Linked DNA regions of Homo sapiens: region 1 is linked to region 2. Evidence: chromatin loops called from intact Hi-C (ENCODE). Cell type or tissue: IMR-90. All regions are shown on one strand.

Region 1 (2,500 bases), 280 kb after region 2:
CGCACACACACACACACACACACACACACACACACACACACATCCTGGGCCCTCCCCTTCCTAGGTATTGATAATGGTCAAGTTACCTAAACTTTTCTGTCCTAGGTATCATTTACAAATGGGAGATCACATCAGCACCTGCCTCCTAGGATTGTTCATTCAAGACATTAGCCACTGAGCATCTGCTCTACGCGCTGGAGATATCCCTTCTCCACTCCTCTCCGCCTCCCCCTCCCACACAGCCTGTCAACCTTCTGGACGTCTCTCCCATCCCCTCTTGCCCTCCCTACGGTGGCCCCTGCCCTGATCCATTCCCAACACCTCTTGCCTAGGAATCTGTCACATCTGCCACCCTGGGTTTCCTGACCCCAGTCACTTTCCCGTTAATCTATTCTCATGTCACAGCAAACTGGGCCGTACCCCTTCCCTACTAAAAATCCTCCCATGGCTCTTCATTGCTCTCAGGACAAAATCCAAGGTCCCTAAATGATCAAGAAAATCTTCCACATCTCATTCATACAGAATTTTCAGTATGATCACCAACACCAGATCGCCTGCAGTCCATGTTCACACAACAGGCTGTTTCTCTCTGCCTTTGCGCAAACCATTCCACCACACCGCCCCCGACCCCCAAAACATCCTTCCGTCTTCAGGTCTCAGCTCAGACAGCTCCTAGTCTTCCGGGATGATCTTCCTACCAAGGTCTCCTCGGGTTCCCACCGCGTTCCATGCCGCCTCCATTAGTGAACATACATAGGTCCGCAACGGGGTCTTGCCTGTCTCTCCCACTGAGCGGGGCTTCCCGCAAGCCGGGCCAGGCACAGCGGCCAGTGATGTCCGCGTGCTGGGGCCTCTTCAGGCCTCGGCGTCTACTGCCCGCTCTGGAACTGTGAGCGACAACCGGCACTCTCTCCCGGGACGGCGCCGCACCCACCTTCTGCACACCTCGGAGACCTCAACACCTGCGCCAAAGCCACCCAGTCACAGCCTTCTCTCCCTCTCCTAAACACCATGAACATCCAGGCCCCGGGACCTCAGACTGCTCATTGGCTGCCTGAAAACCCGCCCCCAAGCCTGAGAGAAAAGAACTCTGGTTGCTGTAGTTCCCCAACGAACACCGCAGAAAGCGATTGCTAAGTAGAACTTCATTTCCCACAAAGCGCCGAGCCCCAGTGGTGGCAGACGGTACCCTTTGAACTGGGCTCTTGATTGGCCGGTTGGGAGACGTACATTTCCAAATTACCGTGGAAACAGGACCACTTACCTGGAACCCCGGGAAAATCTTTTTGTCTCAGAATCTCAAAACTCTTTGTTTCGCGATGATTCCAAAGAGCTGGACAGTACACGTGGGGACAGAGTCTGTACCTATTGTCTGCCTGTTCCCCAGATGGCACCAACAAAGCCTCCTAAGTGTACTCAGCTGCTACTGGACGCCTGCTTGGCATGAGGAGCCACTCTTGTGCTAAGTCTGCGGACGCCCCGGCTTATTAGGGCACCTGTTTCCCAGAGACAGGCCAGAGCTGAACCTTTACCCTTTCAGGGTCTATTTACCCAGGAAAAGGCAAATGTAGGCCAGGATCCTGTCCACGATCTATCTAGAATGCTGATGCCCCAGACCTGCAGACTCATGCCTGCAACACGCGCCACAGCTTCCCCACGAGACGTCTCCACACCAGAGCTCCTCCAGCACCCCCTCCGCAAACCCCCTTCCCCACCATGCCTCTGAGGGTCGGGTGAGGGGAGCCGAGGCCCTGCAAACGCTCAGGCAGGCATGTGAGAAAGCTCTTTACTGGGGGTACAGCGAGGAGGAGCAAGGCCATCTCCCCCTACCTGCCCCCACCCCCTCCTAGGGTCCTGGGGTGAGGGGGGGTCTTCCCTCCACCGGACCACCACTGTCTTTGGTACAATAAATAGAAAAAAAGGGGGAGAGGGGCCCAAGGGTCCAGTCCTTAGTGGGGAGGGAGCGGCCAAAACCCTCTCCTTGACCCCCCTGCCCCAGGCCCCAATCAGTGCAGGCCTCACCCACCCCAGCTGGGTAGCAGCAATTCCAGTCAAGGAGAGAGATGAGGATGGGAGCCCAGGGCCCCCAGATGGGGGAGGGTATGGCTTCAGGAGGGGCCCCAGGGAGGGGGCAGGGTCACGAGCTGGCTGCTGTGCTCTGGGGTACACCACGGAGGCCCAGGTGAGGCCCCAGAGTGGCAGGGTCATCAGGAGGCGGGAGGGGTGGACGACCTCCAGTCATCCGAGTCCGGAGGGCTGAGGCAGCCGGGTGCTGGGGGGCAGGCGCTGGGTGAGGTGGGGAGCAGTCAGCAGGGCCGCCCACCAGGCTCACATCCATCAGCTCCGGGGGTGGTGGTGAGGTTGGTGATGGGGGACGACCAAGGTATCGGGGCTGGGGGGGTAACTGGGCCCCGGTCCCAGGCAGTGACGAGGCAGAGGCAGGGGCTTGATGTGTCTTGTGGGGCACATCACCCCCTGCCCAGGGCCGCAGCGGCTGGGA
Region 2 (2,500 bases):
TTCATCCTCATGGGCTCTAGTATTGATGTTTCATCAGTCTCAATTTTATAAAACCATCCTTTACTTTGTAATAAAGCAATGCTGAGAGACATTTTCCATAATGCAGGGGGAAAAATGTGGATCAATCACAAACTCAAAGAACGTTACAGTTATAATGCTTTCGACATTTTTTTCTACTTCTGTGATGCTTTTTCAAGATAAGCTTCCCCCTCCCCCTTTTTTTCCCCTCCACCTGTGCACTGTCTTATCGCGATATACTCTTGACTTCTGAAAATCAAGTTGCAGGATTGGTATGACTGGAATGCAGAGGTTCTCTTGAAGTAGTGTCACCACATAACTATTCTCTATTGATAAACTTATCGCAACCAAGTTCTTCTATCAGAGGGTTGATAACTTCAGAGGCAGTCAGAGCTATCGTAAAGGTTAAAATATCGAGGTCCACCCTGTGAGGATTTCGCTGATATTCGGCATCAAACGCTGCTTCCCTTGCTCTGCAGGCTTCCACGAATCGCCTGCGGCGTTCTTCAAGCTCTTGTATTCTGCCGGGAGCAATCGGGTAATTTTCCAGATAGTGGCGGAGAAACTGCTGGTAATTGATGCCTAAAACGCTAAGTGGGTGGCGGAGACGGAGATAGGGCAACGCAGCCAGGCCTCCGTTCCCGTGTCTGGACCTGGGCCTGCCCTCGGGACCCTCTTCGTCCACTGGCTCCCCCAGCAAGCGGGCGACCTCCGCCATCCGGGCTTCCCTGGCCGCCGCCGCCGCCGGGCTTTCCCTGCCCGCCGCGGCTGCCCTGGCCAACGCCGCCGCTGCCACCGGGGCTCCCCTGGCTGCCGCCGCCGGGGCTGCCCTGGCCGCCGCCATCCGACCTTCCCTGGCCGCCGGCACCGGGCCTCCCCTGGCCGCCGCCATCGCGCCTTCCCCGGCCTCCTCAGGCTGTGCCGGGGCCGGCTCCCGCCTCCCGCGGCCTACCTCCGCCTGCGGGACGTCTCTGTCACCATTCGCCGCGCCTGTCTGCGGGACACTGCTGTCTGCGGGCAGCTTGGACATCTCAGACCGTGGGGTCAACTCGGCTGCTCCCAGAGAAACTGGAATAACTGGACAGAGCGATGCCCGGCGGACACCCCAGTGCGCGTGCGTGGGCGCTATGCGCGCTGTAAATGCAGTGTGCGTAACCGGGCGCGAGAGCATAGATTCTTACCGCAAACCCTGGGAGCAGTGCGCATGCGTACTTTCCCGGCGCCCGCCGTTCTCCAGATGCCCCCTCGAGGCCGGGAAGCGCCAACGCATCTGAAACATCCCAACGACGAAGGGCGGGGGACATTTCAACCAGTTTGATGTTTATGAGGAACGCTTACAAGATCGCTTCTTGTAGGCGTTCTCAAGGTTCTGTCCTAGGGTGTTTCTCTTTGTTCTCCAGTGATTATGTGCCACCTCTATTATATATCAAGATATTTTAGATTCATGGTCTTTTCTGGATTTTTAAATTGTTTTTCATTCATTCCTTTGCCTGTCTTCATCCATACGGATCGTCCTAGCTACCAAAGCTTTGTAATTACAGTCTTTTCGTGTTATCTTTAACATTGCATTGACTACCTTGGACATTTGTTTTTCGAATCTTATTTGTGCAATATAACATGCAGAAAAGTAAACAAAACATAAATATACAGCTGAATGATTTATCACAAAGTGAACATCCGTTTAACTACCACACAGTCCAAGAAGTGGAATATTTCCAGCATCCCAGAACCCTTCCTCTTCTTCTTATCACTATCCTTTCCTTTCTACGCAGAAGTAACAACTATGCTGATACTTATGGTAATCACTTTCTTGTTTTTCTTTTCATTTTACCACCTAAGGGTGCATTCCTAATGCTGTAGTTTAGTTTGGTTTGTATTCTGAACTTTATCTATGTGAGAAACACACTCACCTGCGTAATTTTTGTATTTTTAGTAGAGACGAGGTTTCACCATGTTGGCCAGGATGGTCTCGATCTCTTGACCTCGTGATCCGCCTGCCTCGGCCTCCCAAAGTGCTGGGATTACAGGCGTGAGCCACTGCGCCGGCCACTTTCTTCCCTTTTATGGGCTGACCCCGCCTCTACATTCTGTTCCCTTATTGTGACCTTCTAGGTGGATGAGCCCTGCAGTTTGTTATATTTGCAGGCTGGCTGCCAGTACTTAGATTTATCATGCCTCAGAAATGGACCATTTAAAATGTTTTCTCACATACACACTTGTATCTGTTTTTTTGTGCATTATTTTTATGAGATTCATCCATTCACATTTTCTCTTCCTCCCTCCCTCCCTCACTCCCTTCCTTCCTTCCTTCCTTCATTCCTTCTTTCTTTCATCTCATTCTGTTACCCAGACTGGAGTGCAGTGGCACAATCACAGCTCAACGTGGCCTCAACCTTCCGAGCTCAAATAATCCTCCCACTTCAGTCTCCTGAGTACCTGGGACTACAGGTGTACACCACCACACCCAGTTAATTTTTAATTT

Evidence for each region. Hi-C counts contacts between places; a loop is a spot of excess contacts. Peaks named below come from ENCODE experiments on the same cell type or tissue, not always from the same donor. Only the 100,000 strongest peaks of a DNase experiment are listed, where the experiment ranks them.
Region 1: a loop joins it to region 2, with 5 times the contacts of the local background. A loop is called at or near these places in 5 of 110 quality-filtered maps.

What each region holds. Positions count from the first base shown.
Region 1 is chr19:39,823,578-39,826,077 of GRCh38, forward strand. DYRK1B (dual specificity tyrosine phosphorylation regulated kinase 1B) reads right to left here. Exons shown (of 11, transcript NM_004714.3): 11 at 1,773-2,500. The coding sequence ends at 2,138. Among named protein-coding and RNA genes, the nearest start is that of MIR6719, 5.0 kb to the right of the region's middle. RefSeq lists enhancers at 251-1,237, 706-1,095, 1,238-2,222. In IMR-90, no CTCF peak of the experiment used is centred here; a DNase peak (open chromatin) is centred at 1,104; H3K4me3 peaks cover 1,028 bases; H3K27ac peaks cover 384 bases.
Region 2 is chr19:39,539,032-39,541,531 of GRCh38, forward strand. It overlaps EID2 (EP300 interacting inhibitor of differentiation 2), which reads right to left and starts at 1,130. Exons shown (of 1, transcript NM_153232.4): 1 at 1-1,130. The coding sequence starts at 1,048. The coding sequence ends at 338. RefSeq lists a silencer at 835-914 and an enhancer at 886-1,385. In IMR-90, a CTCF peak has its summit at 1,263 (motif pointing left); a DNase peak (open chromatin) is centred at 1,180; H3K4me3 peaks cover 1,194 bases; H3K27ac peaks cover 789 bases.